Linked DNA regions of Homo sapiens: region 2 is linked to region 1. The links are chromatin loops, found by intact Hi-C in ENCODE. Cell type or tissue: pancreas. All regions are shown on one strand. Each heading gives the region's core, and the rest is flanking DNA. Links, peaks and the distances in the headings are about the cores only.

Region 1 (11,876 bases), core at 6,101-8,600:
AGTACTTAACGGTCCCATGAAGATGGGAACTGCCACCTTCCCTGGGATGGATGACTAAACCCCCAACTCTGTGTCCTTCTCATCATACACCGAGGAGAAAAACAAGCCACGCTACTTCCTTGGAGACCTGCCTGGAACTTCCCTGATAGAGAATGGATTATTCATCATTTTCTTACCCCAAGCTCCTAGCACGGAATCTCATTACGGAGGCTCAGCTTAGGTAGGAGGAATGCTTTCTTGCCATGGGCTTTTTTTTTGTTTTTCCTCCCTACATTGCATCCATCTCCTGCATGGGTGTGGGGGAGACACCCCTCCCTCCCACAATGGGGCTCATCCCCTCCACTCCAGGGGAGGGAGTATGCCCCAGGCCTGGCCAGTCAGAGCATTCCATGTCTCTGGCCTCACTGATTGGTTCGGGGATAGTCATGTGATCCAAACGAAGCCAATGAAGACGCTTGCTCTTTTCCTAGAGCTGCTGAGTTTGGAAGGTGCTGGGGTTGCCAGTGGCCACCTCATTACAGGTGGGGCAAGAATCTGCTTGAGACTGTGAAGCTCACAAAGATGAAAGAGATTCCTTTTTTTTTTTTTTTTTTTTGAGTTTTAAGGATCGGAAAGTTTAATAGGCAAGAAAGAAGGAAGAAGACAGAAGGAAGAAACTCCCGGTACAGAGAAAGAGGGAGGGGGGGCTCCAAAGCCGAGAGAGGTAACCCTAACAGACAGATTCCTGAGCATCCCTTGAGCACCTGGATCTAGCCAGGCCTGAAGCTGATGCTTCTGGCCTTTTCAGTTACATGAAAAATAACTTCAGCTACTTCTTCTTCTCCTTCTTTTGCTTAGGCTAGTCTGAGTTGGGTTTCTGACACTTGCAAACAGTAAAATTTCCTGGAAAATATGCTTATTGACACTTGAGCACAAATATCACTATGTACTTAGAATGAAAGGTGTTAATGCGAGTTCTGACTTGTTTGAGTAAAACCCACCAGGCTATAATCATGCACCAAATTTACCTTTAAACTTGTAAGAGTAAAGCAGTGGCCCCAGAGAAGAAGTGACTTAAGACCAAGGAACCAACCACAGGTAGTAAAACATTAGGTGGAGAAATTTGGAACAAATAAACAGTTCTCTAGCTACAGCAGCCTCTGGACTATAAACCTCAAATTTCTGTTTCAAAAGTTATCCCAGGGAAAACATTCCAAAGTTTTAAAAAAAAACTTCCAGTTGAAGAAACAGGTAAAATTTATAAATATTCATCTCTTGTGTATATTATACATTAATGTCAAGCATATTTATCAGATGTATCAATATGATTATATTACTATATATGCAAATGCATATACATGTATGTGTATATTTAGAACCACATATCTCCAAGTTCTGTTTTAAAGAGGTAATGAAGGCGGGTAATCCCAGCACTTTGGGAGGCCAAGGTGGGCAGATCACCTGAGGTCAGGAGTTCCAGACCAGCCTGGCCAGCATGGTGAAACTGCGTCTCTACTAAAAATACAAAAATTAGCTGGGCATGGTGGCACACACCTGTAATTCCAGCTACTTGGGAGGCTGAGGCATGAGAATTGCTTGAACCCAGGAGGCAGAGGTTGCTGTGAACTGAGATCGTGCCACTGCACTCCAGCCTAAGCAACAGAGTGAGACTCCGTCTCAAAAAAAAAAAAAAAAGAGGTAATGAAGACTGTTCAAAGCGTATTTTCCCTTTTTCCTATTCCTCAGTTAACTAAGTAAACTATTAACCAGCGCAGTTCCTAGCAGATAGTGGGGGCATTCATTCTTTCTCCTATCCCCAGAATCTCCTATCCTCCTTTTTAGCCCTTCTTTCAGACACTGGGTAAATGAAAGAGGCAGAATAGCATAGTGTTATGAGTGGAGGTTGGTAAACTTTTGCTAAGAGAGCCAGAGAGTAAATATTTTTGGCTTTGTGTGCCATATGATCTCTGTCTACTCAACTCTGCCATTGGAGCAGAAAAACACTGGTGGGCATGGAGGTGTTACAATAAAACTTTATTTATAAAAACAGGAGATGGTCTGAATTTGGCCCATGGGATGTAGTCTGCCGACCTCTGGTTAAGAACATGGGATTTAGAATTAAGCAGAATTGGTTAATCTACCTCCTCTGCCTCCTACCATCTATAACCCCGAAAAATGTGTTACGTTTTGTGCCTCACCTGTAAAATGGAGATGACAACAGATACTTCTTACTTTGCGAGAACTAAATGAGATCATATATATTAAGTACTTAGGACACTTCCTGGTACGTATAGTAAATGCTCATTAAACATTAGCCGCCAGACATTATCATCACCATCAAAAAAGAAACTGCAAGGGGGGAACTGAGTTTGTCCAGGAACTTCAGCAGCATCCCTGGTGAAAAGATAGTGGAGGCGAATGAGGAAGCCCCTATCTGAAACTGCATTTTCTTCTATCATCGGTGGCTTTCATTTCTACCCACACGATATATCATCCCCCATGAGCATGTGAAGTGGCAGGCTGGCAGCACTGCAGTGAGGAACTTGCCTGAGCTCTCAGGTGACCGAGGTGCTCTGGGCTGTTGGGAAAGACTCCCAGACCGGGACTCAGGAGACTTAATCCTGGTTCTGGCCATAACTGATTACACAATCTTGGGAACACTGCAGAACCTCTTTGGGCTTCAGTTTATACAGTGATGGGATGGTCCCAAAGGCCTGTATGCAAATTCTGAAGGGGGAAAGGGAGCCTGTGGTTAATGTGTTCCTGCCCGGCAAAAGTTGGAAACTGAGGCTCAGAAAGGCTAGATTGCCATTGGAGTTTGAACTTCAGTCTATCGTACTCCAAAGCCTTTGTGTTCTTCACTGCACTCCCAAAGAGCTTCCCCTTTAAGGCAGTGAGTAGCCAGGCATATGGGCACTCTTTATGTTGGGCAGGATGTCATGAGGTTGCAAGAGGGTCGAAGGACTGCATCCAGAAGTCATGTGGGAAGCTCTGGCTGGAATGGGAGCAGGGCAGAACAGGCCAACGTAGGTTTCCTTACCTAGCTGCTTTATAAGAACAGCACTAGTGTTCACAGGACAACCCTCACTCACAGCTCCTTTCCTGGAAATCATAAAGCACTAAAGAAACCAACAAGCAAACATCATAATGGCAGAAACAACGCGGCAAGCACATCTGACTTTGTGACTTGGATTTCACACGCCTGACACTTAGGCAGGGAGTCAGTGTTACTACTCAACAGTTGCTTCAGGGCATCGCAAATGGCCCTGTAGGTTATGCCTCGCACAACTCCAGGGGGTGCCATCTTTGTGGACTCTACTGTGAATGGTGACTGGAGTTGTGCAAGGTGGTGGCCCTAGGCTATACTTTTTTTTTTTTTGAGAGAGTCTCACTCTGTTGCCCAGGCTGTGGCATGATCTTCGCTCATTGCAACCTCTGCCTCCCGGGTTCAAGCAATTCTTGTGCCTCAGCCTCCTGACTAGCTGGGACTATAGGTATGTGCCACCACGCCTGGCTAATTTTTTGTGTTTTGGGTAGACATGGGGTTTCACTATGTTGGCCAGGCTGGTCTTGAACTCCTGGCCTCAAGCGATCCTCCTGCCTTGGCCTCCCAAAGTGCTGGGATTACAGGCATGAGTCACCACGCCCGGCCCCTAGGCTATACTTTGGCAAAAAAGCTATGATATATAACGTGTACTCTTAAGCATATCGTGGGTGCCAATGTACTTTGTAAACCAAGAGTTTCTTTCTGTTTTTCTACCTTGTATGTCACTCCATGGGTAAGTTATTTGCAAAGGCATCCACCTGGTAGTTGGGAGGTCTTGGGAGGTTTTCTGTCCATGGGAAGGCTCACAGTGGAGGCAGGTGGCTGCTAGCGTGCTCCTCTTACCTTCCTGCTATCATAGGCACCAGATACTGGGCTAAGCAATTTGCAAACAATGACCCGTTTACTACTACAGTAACCCCACATGAGGAACTATTAGGATTCCAATTTTACAGAAATGGGAACTGAGGCTTTGAGAGGTGAAGCAACTTGTGCATGATCCCACAGCTGGTCAAGAGCAGGGCAGAACTGTGTGGGGCAGACTCACTTGAACTTCAGGACACCCACGCTAGCCACTGTGATGTCTACAAACACATTTGGGTCTCTAACTTCTGCCTCCACCTCCCATTTCCTATTGAAATGGCTGTCACGTCCCTCTCTGTTGGTTATGGTCACCACAAAGCCTGAAATAAATTTTTCTGTTTGGGAACTCTTTCTTGGGAAAAGAACAGCTAAGCCTTACAATATTAGGACAGTCCTCTTCCAAAGGAAACAATCCTTGAAAACTCTACCGCGGGGAAGACACAGCCCCCTCTCTAGGGACTCAAAGAATCAATAAGAGACAAGAGCATGCTGGAATCAAGACAGCTACACATTTCTTAGAAAAACTGGACCCCAAAATGAGATGAGATTTGATGAGAGACGCTCTTCACTACCTCCTTTTTTCTTTTTTATAGCTCACAGGTCGAGGTCATCAGGCAAATAGAAAGGGAAGCCATCAGAAAGAGAAACTCAGTCCACATGGCTGCCCTCACTCAGGCCTGCAAAGGACCCTTTGTCACTAAGAGGAAGCCTGCACGAATGTCTCTTGATCTAGGAATGCTCTGAAAGGGAGCCGAGAGCAGTTTTGTGAGGATGGGGTGGAGGCGGACAGGGGGTCTTCTGAGGAAAACCTGGCAGGGACAGAGGCTCGGCTTGCCCCCTGGAAACGCTCGGGCTGCTGTGAGGTACTCTGGGCATGGGCCAGGGGGCAGATGTCTGGCTGCCAAAAGTCCCTTAGCTAATAAAGCAGGAGGCAACTGCATGTAGAAATAAGAATTTTTAAAATTCATGTACAGCCAAGTGACTGTAAAAGTGTGCTTTGTTGGCCAGGCGCGGTGGCTCACGCCTGTAATCCCAGCACTTTGGGAGGCTGAGACGGGCGGATCACGAGGTCAGGAGATCGAGACCATCCTGGCTAACACGGTGAAACCCCATCTCTACTAAAAATACAAAAAATTAGCCAGGCATGGTGGTGGGCACCTGTAGTCCCAGCTACTCGGGAGGCTGAGGCAGGAGAATGGCGTGAACCCGGGAGGCTGAGCTTGCAGCGAGCCGAGCTCGGGCCACTGTACTCCAGCCTGGGCGACAGAGTGAGACTCCGTCTCAAAAAAAAAAAAGTGTGCTTTGTTGTCTTTGAAAACCAGTTGATGATACTGCTGCACCTAGCAGCTGACCCAATGGTTTTCTCCCAATTGTTACCTGCAAGTGGAGACAGAGTTTAATTCACAGTGACTAGCTGTGTGGTCCTGGGCAAATTACTTAACCTCTCTGAGTTTCAGATTCCTTGTCTGCAAAATGGGGATCATGAGAGAGCCCATGCCCTAGGCTGTTGCATTAAATAAGGGAAAGCAGGTAAATGCCTTAGCACAGTGTCCCTCCTGCTCCTCCTCATTATTCCATTATAATAACTCTACCGTTCTCATTCACTAACAAAATATAAACTATTATACAAAACAGAATCTTTTTTTTTTTTTGAGGCGGAGTCTTGCTCTGTCACCCAGGCTGGAGTGCAGTGGCATGATCTCGGCTCACGGCAACCTCCACCTCCTGGGTCCAAGCAATTCTCCTGCCTCAGCCTCCAGAGTAGCTGGGACTACAGGCGCCCGCCACCATGCCCAGCTAATTTTTTTTTTGTATTTCAGTAGAGACGGGGTTTCACCGTGTTGCCCAGGCTGGTCGCAAACTCCTGAGCTCAGGCAATCTGCCCGGCTCGGCCTCCCAAAGTGCTGGGATTACAGGTGTGAGCCACCATGCCTGGCCAAAACAGAATCTTTTATAATACATTCTTTTGCTCCTTCAGAAGTGAAGGTTGGACATCTTTACCACTGGGTGACACACTTATGTGATTAAAACAAAATACCCCTCCCCAAATTTGTACACTTAGGTTCACAGCTGCATCATTTGCAATAGGCAAAAGGCGGAAGGAGCCCACGTGTCTACCCATGGAAGAACGGATAAGCAAAATGTGGTCTCTCATACAAGGGAGCATTCTTCAGCTTTCAAAAGGAAGGACAGTCTGACGCATGCTACAACATGGATGAACCTTGAGGACTTGGTGCTGAGTGAAACCAGCTAGACACAAAAGGACAAATATCGTATGATTTCGCTTATACAAGGTACCCAGAGTAGTCAGATTCACAGAGACAGGAAGTAGAACGGTGGTCGTTAGAGGCTAGGGTGAGAGGGCAACAGGGAGACAGTGTGCTCTTGTTTAATAGGGGCAGAGTTTCAGTTTTGCAAAATGAAAAGAGTTCTGTGGATCGACGGTGTGACAGCAGCGCCACAATGTGAATGCACTCAACACTGAACTGTTCCTTAGAAACGGTGAATACGGTGAATTTCATGTTATATGTATTTTACCACAGTTTAAAACATAAAAAATTGCACAAACCAACACAAAAAGTCAAGTATCTCACAGGTTTCTTTCTAGGATGTACATGGTGATGGCAATGTTCTGAAAGTGGCTTGTGGTGATGGCTGCACCCCTCTGTAAATATACTGAAATGTGTTGAATTGTACGCTTAAAATGGGCAGGGTTTATGCTGCATAAATTATACTTCTATAAAGCTGTTCAAAGCAAGGAAGCAAAGAAATGCTAAGGTCATGAGGAACCCTGTAGTGTGACGGGTGCACTTAATGTCTTGGTTGTGGCAATGGCTTCACAGGTATATCCATGTTCCCAAACCTAGCAAATGATGTACTTTGGACATGTACAGTTTTACTGTATGTCAACTATACCTCAATAAAGCTGCATTTTAAAAAAAAGCAGCATAGTTATCCACATAAGAATGAACCCCTTATATTTTATTAAACAATGCCCCTTTTGATGGGCATTTAGGTTTCAAATGTTATGCCACTACAAATAATACTTCAATAAATACCTTTGTATGAAAAAAAAGAAATAGAGATATTGTGCATCCTCCTCCTCCCCCACTGGCAAGTCACAAAATTAGAATCTCCCATGGAGGGGCCCCGGGAACCTGTAATTTTACTGAACAGTCCCCCTCAAATTCTGATAATCAGACATGTTTAGGGAAACACTGGCTCGGACTTCACAGATTTGGCTTTTCAGGCGCTTATGTGTTAAGAGCGTCTACTTGGACACTGAGTTTCAGGCTCTACAGACATTCTCTTGATGCCATGTGCCGTCAAGAAGGCAGAGACCTGGGCATATGAAGAAGTCTGGCCCAGGTCACAGAGCTAGGAAGGAGCAGCGTGCTCATCTACCTAAAAATGAAATCCACCTCTGCATTTTCAAAAGCACACCTTGTTTTCCGCCTCCTCTCAGGAAGTTGCACATTTTTGGAAAACTGGTTCTATGTGAGCCAAGATGCAACTCCAAGAAATGCCCAGAAGAGGGTGCTAAGATTCTCTCCTTCCTGGGACCCGCCAGAATGACTCAGAACTCCACAGGGTCCACTCTGTCTCTGCTGCCTGTGTGCAGCGTGCGATCACAGTGGCACCAATGTGGATAAGCGCCACCCTGCAGCTGCATCCGAGCGCCGGGCTGCACGAAGGCGACATGGCCCCTCTATCCCCCAGTGGCCCGGACTCACCGGAGGTGGATTTTCAATGACCAGTTCATAGGTCAGCCCTGCAGACCCAAATCTCAGGATGTCTCCAGGGATGAGCTTCACAGCCACGTTTTGAATGTGGCACTCGTTGACAAACGTGCCGTTGCGGGAATTGAAGTCCTGGAGAACAAAGCTGCACTCCGCCTCGTTATATTCAATGAGTGCATGGTGGTTGTCGATGTCAGGAGACTGCAACGGAGAAGGAGGACAGTCGTAGCCATGAAAACAAAAATGACACGGCCCCTAATGTTTTGAGCTGAGTGCCTTACCTGTTTTGCCGCCGCCAGATCATCACGACAATCCTCATTTTAAAAGGAGGAGGCTGAGGATCAGAGAGGTTAAGCGACTTGCCCAAGGCCACACAGCTAGTGTGTGAAGGAGCTTGGGATATGTGCTCTGTCTGACACCAGACCTGGGGACAGGTACCTAAGTTGTTGAGTGGGGAAATCAGGCAACACAAAGGCAAAGGGATCTTGGGAGAGTCATATTGGACAAATATGGGACCAGGGAATTGGCCATTTTCTTTTCTTTTTGTTTTTGTTTTTATTTTTATTTTTTATTTTACCAAAACCGAAAATCGTCAAGGAATTGGCCATTTTCTTTTTCCCTGACTCCACATGGGTATTTATGGTGGTACTCAGTACCAGGACAGGAGGCAAAAATGGCCCAAACAAGAAATAGAGAAAAGTACTAAAGAAGCCATTACCGTTACTTATAATCCCACCCTCACCAGTGGCAGCCATGGTTAACATTGAGGTTCACATCCTTCCACGTTTTTTTTCTATGCTTACGTCCTTTTAAATTTTTTTAAACAAAATTAATCACACCCTACATACATAGTTTTATAACTACCTTTGAAAAACCTTGATGTACAATAAATATTTCCCATGCGATTAGTTATTTCCATTGCTTTTTAAAAGCTATTCAGGATTTGCCTAACCACAGATGGCCCGCTTTTCAAAAGGGGGCTTGGTGTGACCATGTTTCCCCAAAGGAAAGGGGCCCCAGCCAGTGTGTCTGCAAACTGATGGCAAGGGACAGAAGCTCCTCTGTAATTTCACTTTAATAAGAGGACTGAGTGAAGCTCAGCACAAAGGAGGTGACTGCATGTTCCCCTGGTTGCAGGGCCCTGGAGGGATGAAGGGAAATGTTCTGACTGTGAGCTGCAGGGCACACTGAAGTCTTCGTCTTTTATTTTTGAGACAGAGTCTCGCTCCGTCACCCAGGCTGGAGTGTGGTGGCACGATCTCGGCTCACTGCAGCCTCCACCTCCTGGGTTCAAGGAATTCTTCTGCCTCAGCCTCCCGAGTAGCTGGGACTACAGGCATGTGCTACCACGCCCAGCTAATTTTTTTTTTTTTTTTTTTTTTTCCGAGATGGAGTCTCGCTCTGTTGCCCAGGCTGGAGTGCAGTGGTGCGATCTTAGCTCACTGCAAGCTCTGCCTCCCGGGTTCACGCCATTCTCCTGCCTCAGCCTCCCAAGTAGCTGGGACTACAGGCGCCTGCCACCACGCCTGGCTAATTTTCTGTATTTTTAGTAGAGGCGGGGTTTCACCATGTTAGCCAGGATGGTCTCCATCTCCTGACCTCGTGGTCCACCCACCTCGGCCTCCCAAAATGCTGGGATCACAGGCATGAGAGACGGGGTTTCACCATACTGGCTAGGCTGGTCTCAAACTCCTGACCTCATGATCCGCACGCCCCAGCCTCCTAAAGTGCTGGGATTACAGGCGTGAGCCACCGTGCCCGGCCAAAGTCTTCATCTTTTAAGGGCACTGTCAACCAGACATCCATGCCAGCTTGAGACTTTGCAACTATTTTCTAAGTTTATCTTCTCAGGGTGCCCTGTCCAGCTTTTATATAAAAGTACTTGCATGTAGACAACTAAAGTTCCATCATATAACAACCTAGAGCTTATATTAATAATAGAATATATTAATATGTATACTAGAGTAACAATAAAACATATTACTTACACATTACAAGCCAGGAGATTGCTTAGTGCTTTATTGCATTGCCCTATTTCATCTTCACAACAATCTAGAGATAGTTTCCCATTTGGTAGATAGGGAAACTGAGACACAGAATGAATTTACCCAAAGTCACCCCGCTTGACAAGTCACCTGGCTTGTACTCAGGTTCGCCTGATTCAAATGTCTGTGCTATTAGCCACTTTCCAAGTTTCCACCAAACACTTTGCCACCCAAAATATTAAAATAAAAAAGAAAGCTGAAGTAGCTATACTAACTGCGGCCAAGGCAGTTTCAGAACAAGAAAAACTGGGGATAAAGAGAAGCATTAGGCCAGGTGTGGTGGCTCATGCCTGTAATCCCAGCACTTTGGGAGGCCAGGGCGGGCAGATCCCCTGAGGTCAGGAGTTTGAGACCAGCCTGGCCAACATGGTGAAAACCCATCTCTACTAAAAATACAAAAATTAGCTGGGTGTAGTGGTGCACACTTGTAATCCCAGCTACTCAGTAGGCTGTGGAAGGAGAATCACTTGAACCCAGTAGGTGGAGGTTGCAGTGAGCTGAGACCATGCCATTGCACTCCAGCCTGGGTGACATGAGTGAAACTCAAAAAAAAAAAAAAAAAAGAGAGCCATAAATAATGGTAAAGGGGTAATTCTCCAAGAAGACATAACAATGCTTGATGTGCATGCACCTAACAACAGAGTGCCAAAATACACAAGGCAAAAGCTGACAGAACTGCAAAGAAAAACAGATAAGCCCAATATGACAGCTGAAACTTCCACAACCCTCTGTCAGTAATTAGCAGAGCCAGCAGGCAGAAAATTAGTAAAGGCATAGTTAAACTGAACAACACCGTCAATCAACAAGATCTAATTGATATTTATAGAACACTTAACCCAACAACAACAAGGTGCACGTTCTTCTTGGGCTGACATGGAACACTCACTAAGCTATACCACATTCTGAGCCATAAAACACACCTCAATGAATTTAAAGGAATAGAAATCATGTAGAATATGCTCTCAGACCACAATGGAAGTAAACTTGAAATCAGTAACAGAAAGATAGGTGGAAAATCCCAAAACATTTGGAGATTAAACAACACATTTCTAAATAACACACGGTGAAGGAAGAAATCTCAGGAGAAATTAAAAATTATCTTAACTAAATGAAAATGAAAATACCACTTAAAATTTGTGGGAAGCAGTGAAAGCAGTGCTTACAGGGAAATTTATAGCCTTGAATGCACACATAAGAAAAGAAGAAAGATCTGAAATCAATAATCAAAGTTTCTACCTTAGGAGACTAGAGGAAGAAGAGCAGTATAAGCCTAACATAGACAGAAGAACTGAAAGAAATATTAGATCAGAAATGAATGAAATTGAAGACAATAGAGAGAATCAAAGAAAACAAAAGTTGGTTCTTTGGAAAGATCAATAGAACTGACAAACCTCTAGTAGGTAACCAAGAAAAAAAGAGAGAAGACACAAATTATTGATATCAGACATGAAAGAGAGGCCATCACAGCTGATCCCATGGATATATTTATTATGGAATATTTATATTCTATAATAAATATAGAGTGAACAGGCAACCTACAAAATGGGAGAAAATTTTCACAACCTACTCATCTGACAAAGGGCTAATATCCAGAATCTACAATGAACTCAAACAAATTTACAAGAAAAAAACAAACAACCCCATCAAAAAGTGGGCAAAGGACATGAACAGACACTTCTCAAAAGAAGACATTTATGCAGCCAAAAAACACATGAAAAAATGCTCACCATCACTGGCTATCAGAGAAATGCAAATCAAAACCACAATGAGATACCATCTCACACCAGTTAGAATGGCAATCATTAAAAAGTCAGGAAACAACAGGTGCTGGAGAGGTTGTGGAGAAATAGGAACACTTTTACACTGTTGGTGGGACTGTAAACTAGTTCAACCATTGTGGAAGTCAGTGTGGCGATTCCTCAGGGATCTAGAACTAGAAATACCATTTGACCCAGCCATCCCATTACTGGGTATATACCCAAAGGACTATAAATCGCGCTGCTATAAAGACACATGCACACGTATGTTTATTGCAGCACTATTCACAATAGCAAAGACTTGGAACCAACCCAAATGTCCAACAATGATAGACTGGATTAAGAAAATGTGGCACATATACACCATTGAATACTATGCAGCCATAAAAAATGATGAGTTCATGTCCTTTGTAGGGACATGGATGAAATTGGAAATCATCATTCTCAC
Region 2 (11,876 bases), core at 5,252-7,751, 130 kb after region 1:
ATCCTGGGCTTAAGTGATCCACCTGCCTTGGCCTCCCAAAGTGCTAGGATCACAGGTGTCAGCCACCGCGCCCAGCCCCCACTTACTCTTAATGTGGGCTTATTTCTAAACCTGTGAGGAGCTGAGCAGTGTCTCTGCTGTATGACTCTTGCCAAAGTCAGCAGTAAATCACGTATGTGCACTTTCAACCTGGCCTTTTCCTGAAACGGTGCACATTAGTCACCGGGAAGGGATGTGTCTTGCGTGTAGGTTTCACTGGTGATATACTGGCCCAGCCCCACTGAAGGCTGAATCAGGTCTGTGTGGCAGACAAATTGTGCTCACGTAGCGCAAAGCAAAATTGGATAGTTGGACCATTAGTTTAAATAAAACAGTTTTGTCCCGTTTGCTGAAAAATGTTGATTCTGGAAATGTGTTTCTATCTGAGTTACCAGTGTAACTGGACCTGTGTAGACAGCCCAGAATGAAGCTTCTGAGGACATCGTCGCATTGGGGTACAAGTTCTTGAGACCCCTGAGAACAGCCAGCTAGCAATTCTACCTCCCTATCACCCCATCTCCTCTTGTGCTCCAGCTTGTAGAAACTTCCCTCTAAGCCTCAGCATGATTGCAGTTCATCTGGCTGCTTCCTAACTGGTGTCCTGCTCCCAAACCCTCCCCCTTTAATCCATTCTCTGTATTGTAAAGTCAGCAATTCAGTGGGTCCCCGTTGTCCCCTCATGCAGTCCAGCCTTCTCTGCAAGGACATGTGGGACTTCCTAAGGGGGTGGGCCCTTCTCACAAGCTCAGCCTCATTACTCGTCATCCCTTGGGCTCCATGCTCTCTCATCTTCCCGTGGGTCTCTTTTTCATCAGCGACGAAACCTTTCCCAGAAGCTCCCAGTAAACTTCCTTGATACCTCCTTTGCCGGAACTGGGTCATATGCCTGTCACTGGCAAGGACGCTCAAAATGGGCATAGGCTCTCAGGATTCACCTGGAGTCACCTGGGGGTTGGTGAAGACACCTGAACCAAATGGAGGCTTTGACAACAGAAACAATGCCAATGGCTGTCAGAAGACCCCAGCAGGTCCCTGCAGCAGGTAACCTCGAGCCCAGGGAAGCTGCCATGTTGGACTGGCACACACTGAAGCAGGAAAGCCAACTGCAGAGGGAGCAGGAGAAAGAAGCAAGCCTCCACTTGCTGGGCTCAAGTGATTCTTCCATCTCAGCCTCCTGAGTAGCTGGGACTACAGGCATGCACCACCACACCTGGCTAATTTTTAATTTTTTTTTTTGTAGAGATGGGGTTCTTGCTACGTTACCTAGGCTGGTCTCAAAATCCTGGGCCTAAGTGATCTACCTGCCTTGGCCTCCCAAAGTGCTAGGATCACTGGTGTGAGCCACCGCGCCAGTCCCCACTTACTCTTAATGTGTAATCCAGGAGGCCTGGATTACTGCTGGCCCTCCTGTTCTGTTTTTCCCAGGAATTTCCTTTCCTGATGAGTTTCTGTTTCTTGAAATAAAAGGACACTAAGAGAGTCCCTTTGAAGCTTCGACAAGCAGCTGAGGAGTAATGCCAGAGGCCAGGCATGGGTGCCCTGACCTTCTGCTAGTTAACTAACTGCTCAAGGGCCCTGTGTGATGGGATTCCAAGGAAATCCACTCACCCCTTGGATAAGCCAATGACAACAATAATAGCAGCCAACCGTCATACAGTGCTGACCAGGGCCAGGCAGTCTGCTACACACTGTACAAGGCCTGCTGCATTTGATCAGGCTCGTCACCACATGAGGAAGGTACTATATTTCCCCTTTTCACAGATGGGGAAACTGAAACAGAGAGGTTAAATGACCTGACCATGAACACCGAGCTGGCAAAGCTGGGGTCTGGGCATGGACCCAGGCTGCCTGGAGGCTGTGTTCTTGCAGCTTCTCTACCCTGGCTCTCATAGAACTGGTTGCTTGTGACACCCTTCAGATGGGACTTCTTGATCCAGGTTTGGAGAATGGGTCATAAACCTGGGGACAGAGGGGCCCAAAGGGAGAAGCAATGACAGTATCTTCCACACCTGCCACGGTCCTGGTTGCCCGCGTACTCCGCCTTGCTGCTGTAGTGTGATAATATTTCACTTGATGAAAGTTTTTTTTCCTCCCTTTTGTTCTTTCCAGACAGTGGCTCTTCTTCCTTTAGGGGAAGCCTCATCCAGCAGAAAAGCAGAGATGCTTTTGAGTTTCAAGAACCAATACTTTGGCATTACAAGAGCCTGGGCTTTGAGTTTCAAAAGTAGAAGTCCCAGAGGCTTCTAGGAATAAAATTTGTGGCATTAACAAGACATCCTGAAGACTGAGCACGATGCAAAAGTCATTTCCCCATGACCAAGATGAGGTCAAGTGCCCTGGGCCAGGGGTCTGGACAGAGGATCTAAGGAGAGTGGATGAGCCATGATGATGTGGGGCTAGGGAGGTGGGTGGTGCCCAAGCGGCAGTCCCACACTAGCTTCATAAGTGTGGCTTTCAGGCAAGCTCAGGAGAGTGCCTGCTCCTCCCCTCCCAAGGCACAGATGCAGTGGGGGAGGGAGTAATTGGCAGAGGGGTGACGCAGCCTTGCAGAGGTTTACCAAGCTCTGCCAACATCTCCCGTGTGCCCCAGAGGAGGGAGGAAGAAGCTGAGAGGAGGAGAAAGAGGCCAGGCACAGAGACTTCCAGGAGGCCTAGGCAGCTGCATCTGCCATCAGGAAGATGGAAGTGAGGCCAACATAGCAGATGTCAGGGGACACCAGACACTGACCTCTGCCCAGGCCTTGGCACTTTCTGAGCCTCCTCTACCCCAAAAACAAATCTAGACGCAACCCAGGGCAAGAGGTAGGGAGGCCCTGATTAATTATGGCTAGATGTCTTTCTACCAGCCAAATGGGGACTTGAAATAGAAATTCAATCTAATTTTGAGAGTGGAAGTTGTGTTTCTTGCACCTCTAGGATGTGACTGAAGGTCCTTCTGGTTTCCCTGCTGTTCCTCAAAGGGCTTTGCATGTCTTGCTCTGCTTTCTTGCTCATTTCTACACAAAGGAGGAGGTTACCAGGGTTCTTTAGGAGAAACAGATGTGGCAGAGTCATAGAGTGGAGGTCACAATATTCCTCCTGCCCTTTCTGCATCCTCTTGTGAGCAGCCCACCAGTCTCTCCTTCCTACCATCCAAACTGTCCCAATCCCCTCCTCTGCAGAAAAGCCTCCCAGTATTGACACAGCAGAGTGGATGGTTCTTTGTACCTACTTCATAACGACCATAAGCCCTCAACCAACAGTGTACCTGCTCTTACCCTACCTGTCATTGTGTGTACTTGGGTGGAAGTTCAGTATTACACAATGTTGTCTGGGTAGCAGTTGTCTTTGTTGTGACTCTTTGAGATCTTTAGATTAGAGTGTTGCAGTTTTGGCACTATTGACATTTGGGCTGGGAATTCTTTGTCGTGGGAGACTGGTGCATTGCAGGATGCCAAACAGCTTCCCTGGCTCTACTCTCCAGATGCCAGTAGCACCCCTTTCCCCAGCTGTGACAATCAAAATGTCTCCAGACATTGCCAACTGTTTCCCCTGGTGGCAGAGGAATCAGCCCCAATTAATAATGGTTGCTTAGCTGGGTGCAGTGGCTCACGCCTGTAATCCCAGCACTTTAGGGGGCTGAGGCAGGCAGATCACTTGAGGCCAGGGGTTGAAGACCAGCGTGGGCATGGTGAAACCTAGTCTCTACAAAAAATAACAAAAACTAGCCGGGTGTGGTAGCAGGTGCCTGTAGTCTCAGCTACTTGGAAAACTGAGGTGAGAGGATGGCTTGAAGTCGGGAGGTCGAGGCTGTAGTGAGCTGAGATGGCGCCGCTGCACTCCAGCCTGGGTGACAGAGTGACACCCTGTGTAAAAAATAAAAACCAACCAACCAAACAAAAGAACTATTGCTTAAAACATTGAACACAGGATCCCCGGCATATGGCTTTTGCTCTGGAATTGATGTCTAGGAGGATAGAGAGCAAAATTTAGTCAGAAAATCGGTGGCCTCGAGGTCAGAAGACCTAGGTTCAAGCTCTAGTTCCATCACTTCCGTCTTGCGTGATTTTGAGCAAATCATATAGCTTTTCTGAGCTTCAGTTTCCCTATACGTATATTGGGGAATAATAAATGAGGAGAGGGATTTTCATTTGTTTTGTTCACTGCAGTACCCCCAATACCTAGAATAGCACAGGGCACATAGGAAGTACTCTATACAGATGGGTTGACTGAAGAACTCTATCTCCGCTCCGCCTCCCCCACACCCAGGGCTTCTGCAGGGTTCAAATGAAAAAGTCTAAGAACTTCCATGACTGAGGGGTCACAGGAAATATTGCACCCCATTCAAACTCAGAAAACAACAGCCACTAGCTGACATTTTCTAAATTAATTTTATAAATCATAAAGATTCGTAATAGCCAAAAACTGGGAACAAACCAAATGTCTTTCAATGGTAAATGGTTAAACTGTAGTGCATCTATACCATGGAATACTACACAGGAAAAAAAAAACCCAAATCAGCCGGGCAGGGTGGCTCATGCCTGTAATCCCAACGTTTGGGGAGATGGAGGATGGGGTGGATGACTTGAGGTCAGGAGTTCAAGACCAGCCTGGCCAACATGGCAAAACCCCATCTCTACTAAAAATACAAAAAAATTAGCTGGGAGTGGTGGTGCACACCTGTAATCCCAGCTTCTTGAGAGGCTGAGGCTTGAGAATCACTTGAGCCTGGGAGGTGGAGGTTGCAGTAAGCCGAGATCGTGACGCTCCACTCCAGCCTGGGCAACAGAGGAAGACTCTGTCTCAAAAAATAAAACAAAACAAAACCCCCAAATCATTGACATACGCAACAACCTGGATGGATTTGAAGGGAATTATGCTAAGTAAAAAAACACCAATCTCAAAAGGTTATATACTCTATGATTCCATTTATGTAATATTCTTGGAATAAATTATATAGATGAAGAACATTGCCAGGGGTTGGGGATGAAGGTGGCCACAGTGGGGTCACCTGAGGAAGCTCATGTTGATGGAACAGTTCTATATTTTTTGAAAATGTCTTATTTTTAATTTTATGGTTATATAATAGGTGTATATATTTATGGGGTACATGAGATATGTTGATACATGCATACAATGTGTAATAATCACATGGTAAATGGGGTCTCCACCTCAAGCATGTATCATTTCTTTGTGTTATGAACATTCTAATTCTAATCTTTTAGTTATTTTAAAATGTACTATAAATTATTGTTGACTGTAGTCACCCTGTTGTGCTATCAAATACTAGATCTTATTCATTCATTCATCTTAATCATTCTAACTATATTTTTGTACCCATTACCCACCCCACTTCCCCTTCACTCCCCATTACCCAGCCCAGTCTCTGGTAACCATCATTCTGCTCTCTGTCTCTATGAGTTCAATTGTTTTAATTTTTAGCTCCCACAAATGAGTGAGAACAGGTGAAGTTTGTCTTTCTGTGCCTCACTTATTTCACTTAACATAATGACTTCCAGTTCCATCCAAAAACAGGCAAAGGCCAGGATCTCATCCTCTTTTATGGCTGAGTAGTACTCCATTGTGTATATGTACCACATTTTCTTTATCCATTAATCTGTTGATGGACACTTAGGTTGATTCTAAATCTTGGCTATTGTGAATAGTGCCTCAAAAAACAAGGGAGTGCGGATATCTCTTTAATCTACTGATTTCCTTTCTTTTGTGTATATACCTAGGAGTGGAATTGCTGGATCATGTGGTAGCTCTAATTTTAGTTTTTTGAGGAACCTGCAAACTGTTCTCCATTGTGGCTATACTAATTTACATTCCTACCAACAGTGTATGAGGGTTCCCTTTTCTCCATATTCTCCATATTCTCTCCTTAGTTTTGTGTTGTTTTTTTGGGCAGATGGGGACAGAGTCCTGCTCTATCCCCCAGGCTGGAGTGCAGTGGTGCAATCTCGGCTCACTGCAACCTCTGCCTCCCGGATTCAAGTGATTCTCATGCCTCAGCCTCCCGAGTAGCTGGGATTACAGGCGCCTGCCACCATGCCCAGCTAATTTTTGTATTTTTAGTAGAGACAGGGTTTTGCCATGTTGGCCAGGCTGGTCTTGAATTCCTGAACTCAAGTGGTCCTCCCACCTTGGTCTCCCAAAATGCTGGGATTACAGGCGTGAGCCACCACACCTGGCCCAGTTCTGTGTTTTGATTGTGATGCTGGTTACACAAACCTACACAAATGATAAAACTGTATAGAATCTCACACACACACAGGAATGTGATCTGCAGAAATGATAAAACCGCATAGCATCACACACACGTGAATATAGGTGAAGCATGAAACCAATGTTATAGAATAAGCTCTGTGGATTATACCAATGTCAGTTTCCTGGCTGTGATATTGCACTATAGCTATACAAGATGTTACCACTGGGGGAGGCTGGGTGAAGGGCACAGAAGATCTCCCTATATAACTTTTTCAGTTTCCTTTGCATCTGTAATTACTTTAAAATAAAGACTTTTAACCCACATAATAAATCATACATAGGGAGATGGGCAAAAAATTATCAAAAGCATGTGCAGTGTTGAAAAAGTTAAATTCCCCAAATTACCAGAGGACGTTTGAGACTCAGACCACAAATCAAGCTGGCAGGAAATAGAACTAGTTTTCCATGACTCAGTCTAATTTATCTTACAAGCCTCCATTCTGCCAGGTGGCGGAAATATTCCCCTCCTCCTTTGGCTGGAATGGCATCTAAGTTCCGAGGGCCTTATGCAGTGCCAAAGGCCCCCCCAGGGGGACACCTGGTCCCTGTTCCCAGGCTGGCTGTCAGCCTTCGGTCTGTGTAAGCCCCTGCCAAGCTGTCCTTCACCCCAAACCCAACACCATGCTGTGCTCGACGGAAACCTGGCAGGAAGACAAGCCACTACCTGGTGTCCTGCAGTTCAAATGCAGTCCTCGTGTGTTTTGTTCGGCCCATAGAGTATTTTAAATCACTACTTGCCAATATTTGAAATGGGGCATTTTCACATACGAGTGTAGATATCTGGGCTAGTCCTCTTTGCACACGTCCCCTGGGGCAGCAATCGGCTGGACCTCACTGTGTGGCAGCTGCCCCTTGAACCTGGGCTTGCCTCCTTGTGGGTTCATCACGGTCCCCACCATTTCTGACCCCTTCATTTGGCTGGATTCACTCTTTTTTTGTTATGTTTTGAGATGGAGTCTCACTCTGTCGCCCAGGCTGGAGTGCAGTGGCACGATCTCGGCTCACTGCAACCACTGTTTCCCAGGTTCAGCGATTCTCCTGCTGAAGCCTCCTGAGTAGCTGGGACTACAGGCACGCGCCATCACACCCAGCTAATTTTTGTATTATTAGTAGAGATGGGGTTTCACCATGTTGGTCAGGCTTGTCTCGAACTCCTGACCTTGTGATCCGCCAGGCTCGGCCTCCCAAAGTACTGGGATTACAGGCGTGAGCCATCACACCCGGCCTGGATTCACTCTTTTACAAAACCTACCTGGCAACATGGAAGCTCGAGGTGGCAGCCCTCACTCTTCCTCACTTCTGTCCCATTTTGGGGTCGCTGGGGATCATTTTTCTCCTCCTGCTCCTTGCTGGGGTACAGAAAAACTTTGCCGTGCTATCTCAGACCCACCTGCCGAGGGATGGCCCTTCCATCTAGGGTCTTGCTGCCTCCTATGCCCACCCCGGGCTCCACACAGGAATGGGTCACCGTGGGACACGGCCCAGGGACCTCGTTCTCGGTTTGCCTTGCTTGCTTTCAGACCTCATCCTCCTGCTATGGGAACTTTTATTTGATCTCAAGAGGCTGAAGCCTTGCCGGTCCGGCGTCTGTGTCCCCTTCCCCGCAGTGCCACATCTGTTCTATCGTCTACCTACACCAGTCCTTTCTGTTTCTCCTCCTCTTCTCGACTGTTGAAAATCAAAAACCAGGACTCTCTGTTTCCCTTTTCCTGCTGTTCACCCCTTCCTGGAGGCAGTAAGCTAACAGCTGCCTGAATTTTAGGATGTTGGGGCAATAGAGAAAACTGGGAATGAAAAACGCATTGATGAATTCAAATATATCACCCTCATCGTCTTTCTTCCCACGCCAGACACTGCACTAAGCACTTACACCCATTCTGTCCCATTTCCACGTCAAAGAGGAAATGGGGCTCAGGGAGATTCGCTGTTGGCCCGAAGTTGACAGCTAGTGAGGGGGCAGAGCTGGTACTTGAACCTGGAGCCTATCCTCTTCACCACTCACTTGCCACAAAGGCGTGGCTTTGTTTCACAGCCCCCCTTCTTGCTTCCCACACTCCAGGTCCCTGTGCATCTCCACAGGGCAGGGACCGGTGGGAATCCTTACCTAGGTGACAGTGAAAGGCTGCTGGTCGAGCTTTTCCTAAAGTCTACCTCTGAGGGTGGCTCACTCATCCCCAGCTGATTGGGGTGGATAGGGTTCCAGTTACTGACACTGTGAAATAGCCTGACCCTTGACAGCCCTCCCTCAACCCCAGCAGGAGAGTCCAGCCAGCCGGAGCAGATAGATCAGCTCCCCGGAGAAGGGCAGGGTTCAAAATGGAAGGACAAGACCAGAGGCTGAGTCACAGCCTTGGAAAATCTAGTTACAGGGTCGGGGGAGAGGCTGGCGGCCGTCAGTTTGTAAATCGGCAGTCCTCCCTGCAACCTGGACAAAGCCATTTCTCGGAAAATCCAATTAGAATTCAGAGCCTTGAGGGCCAGCCTGGATTTTCTGCTGCTCAGCAACCTGCAGAGCCTGGCCCAGCTGGCCCTTGGGCCGTCCCACATCAGAGGGCCCTGATAGCAACAGATGAACTTGTTAGTGGGCCCCCTGACAGCGGCTGTCGCTTTGTACTCGGCAGGAAGGCATTCCTTTGTCACCCCTGGTAGGCAGGAACACCTGATAAGCCATCTGTCTGGCCAGACCTCTGTGCGCCAGCGGGCTTTGCTTGGAGGCTGGTATTCCAGGCCCTGTGCAGTCTGCGGGGCTGGGATCAGTGGCTGAGTCAGTGCAGCCCCAGGCACAGACTGACACACTCTGATGTTTTCAGGTTCTCTTATGGGTGATATTGTTGGACACTTGCACCTGGGACTGATTTGGATGGCGCTATTGACCTACTGACCCTTTATTTGACCAGAAAGGAGAATGGTTTTTTGTTTTGTTTTGTTTTGGTTTTGGTTTTGGTTTTTTTTTTTTTTGTTTTTTTTTTTTTTTTTTTTTTTGAGATGGAGTCTTTCTGTCACCTAGGTTGGAGTGCAGTGGTACAACCTCGGCTCACTGCAACCTTTGCCTCCTGGATTCAAGCAATTCTCCTGCCTCAGCTTCCCAAGTAGCTGGGATTACAGGCATGTACCACCACACCCAGCTAATTTTTATATTTTTAGTAGAGACAAGGTTCCATCATATTGGCCAGGCTGGTCTCGAACTCCTGAGCTCAGGTGATCCACCCACCTCGGCCTCCCAAAGTGCTGGGATTACAGGCATGAGCCACAGTGCCCAGCCAGAATTTTTTTTTTTTTAATTCAATGTAATTCAAAGTTTAAAAATTTGCACTAATTGGGATTATGATATTGTCCTGTTAGAAGCGTCACTGTTTATTTCACCTTATATCACCTTTTAGCTAATACTGGTCACCACCGATAGTGCTGGTACTTAGATTTTGAGTCCTGCATATATGAGGTAGCCCAGCTTGGTGCTGAAGTGCACGGTCCTGTGGCTCAGCTGCCTGGGTTCACATCCCAGCTCTGCTGGTTGCTGACCATGGGCCCTTGGGTGAGTTAGTTAACCTTTTGGAGCCTCAACTTCCTCATCTGTAAAATGGGTTAGTAATAGTCCTGACCAAGTAGACGTCTGTGAAATGTAGAAAGCAATGCTTGGCTCATGAAAAGTTGCTCTCTAAAAAGAAGCTTTCGGCTGGGCAGAGTGGCTCACGCCTGTAATCCCAGCACTTTGGGAGGCCGAGGTGGGTGAATCAGTTGAAGTCAGGAGTTCGAGACCAGCTGGCCAACATGGTGAACCCTGTCTCTACCAAAAATACAAAAATTAGCCGGGCGTGGTGGCGGGTGCCTGTAATCCCAGCTATTTGTCTCTACTAAAAATACAAAAATTAGCTGGGCGTGGTGGTGGGCACCTGTAATCCCAGTCACTTGGGAGGCTGAGGCAGGAGAATCATTTGAACCCGGGAGACAGAGGTTGCAGTGAGCCAAGATCACGCCACTGCACTCCAGCCTCGGCGACAGAACAAGACTCTATGTCAAATAAATAAATAGGTAGGTAGGTAGGTAGGTAGATAGATAGATAGACAGACAGATAGATGGAAGCTTTTATTGTTGTTATTGGAGAAAAGCTCCTAACGTAAGCGAGACTGTTCTGAGTCAGGGAGAGGTTGGAGTGGTGAGGTTGCTGCTCTTGAGTGAGGGATTGGGTTGTTGGTCTCAGCAGACCTGTGGTTTGAATGGCAAGGACACAGTCCTGGTAGTTGAACTAGACTCTCCGCTGTCTCTGCAGATGCTGGAGAACCAACCATGGAGGCTCTGTGGGATTCACCCAGAGAGGCGTAAAGGCCAAGAGGAGAGCACCAGGCTGAGATTTCCTCTCCATCCCTCCTTGGATTATGAACTGTGGGAGGAGATGGGCAAAGGATGAAGGAGGAGGCTACTTAGAGGCCTTGGCTCTCAGGAAGGGGGTGGGAAGATGGGGAGAGGTAGAAGATGAGTGGGGAGCCCAAGCAGCTCTGCCCTGTGTCCTCCTGGCTGCTGGGGCCCCAGTCGCTCAGGAGGAGGAAGCCACGGCCAGACGTGCTGAGTTAATGACCTTGTGGGCTGCCAGGGGAGGTGGGAGCCGCCACCCAGTCTCGTGGAAATTCCCTGATGACGGGTGGCTGAGAACCTCTGTGCACTGGAACCACCCTCTGGTTCTAGGCCTTTTTCTTATTTTTTGTTTCTTCTTTTTCTTGATGCATAATTTATGTTCAGTGAGGTGCAAAATTCTCAGGAGGCTGGCTTGATCAATTTTTTTTTTTTTTTGAGATGGAGTTTTGCTCTTGTTGCCCAGGCTAGACTGTAATGGCGCAATCTCGGCTCACTGCAACCTCTGCCTTCCAGGTTCAAGCGATTCTTCTGCCTCAGCCTTCTGAGTAGCTGGAATTACAGGCATGTGCCACCAAGCCTGCCTAATTTTTGTATTTTTAGTAGAGACAGGGTTTCACCATGTTGGCCAGGCTGCTCTGGAACCCCTGACCCCAGGTGATCCACCCACCTTGGCCTCCCAAAGTGCTGGGATTACAGGCGTGAGCCACCATGCCCAGCCAATGAATTTTTACATATGTATATACTCATATAGCCACTGCCTGGATCAAAATCAAGAACATTCCCTGACCCAAAGAAGGTTCCCCTTGTATCCTCTTCCAGTCAAAACCCCTAAAAATAACCTCAGCTTGAACCTTCATCACCATAAATTAATTTTGCCTATTTTTGAACTTCAAATAAACAGAAATCATGCAGTATGTATTCTTTTGTGTCTAGCTTCTTTCATCATCATTGAGTCTGGGAGATCCAGCCAGGATGTTGTGTATAGCTGTATTCTTCTTCTTCGTTGCTGTGTAATACTCCATTGTATGAATATACCATAATTTATATTTTCATTCTCCCATTGATGAGCTTTAGGGTTGTTTCTAGTTTGGGGCTATTATGAATAAAACAGCTATGATCATTTGTGCGCATGGCTTTGGCACCCAGGAGCATTCATTTCTGCCAGGCATGCACACAGGAGTGTTTCCAAGCCTTGTAGTCATTCTACTTGAAAATGCTCCAAGATAAGGCAAAAGGGA

What was found. Hi-C counts contacts between places; a loop is a spot of excess contacts. Peaks named below come from ENCODE experiments on the same cell type or tissue, not always from the same donor. Only the 100,000 strongest peaks of a DNase experiment are listed, where the experiment ranks them.
Region 2: it touches region 1 in a loop (2.5-fold over the local background); 92 of 110 quality-filtered maps call a loop at or near these places.

The regions. Positions count from the first base shown.
Region 1 is chr1:15,268,274-15,280,149 of GRCh38, reverse strand. FHAD1 (forkhead associated phosphopeptide binding domain 1) reads right to left here. Exons shown (of 34, transcript NM_001391957.1): 3 at 7,621-7,827. Among named protein-coding and RNA genes, the nearest start is that of FHAD1, 27 kb to the right of the region's middle. In pancreas, for the core only: a CTCF peak has its summit at 7,411 (motif pointing right); a DNase peak (open chromatin) is centred at 7,519.
Region 2 is chr1:15,137,011-15,148,886 of GRCh38, reverse strand. The region is part of intron 1 of TMEM51-AS1 (TMEM51 antisense RNA 1); the gene reads left to right. Among named protein-coding and RNA genes, the nearest start is that of TMEM51-AS1, 9.5 kb to the left of the region's middle. In pancreas, for the core only: CTCF peaks have their summits at 6,441 and 6,725; a DNase peak (open chromatin) is centred at 6,866; H3K27ac peaks cover 2,490 bases.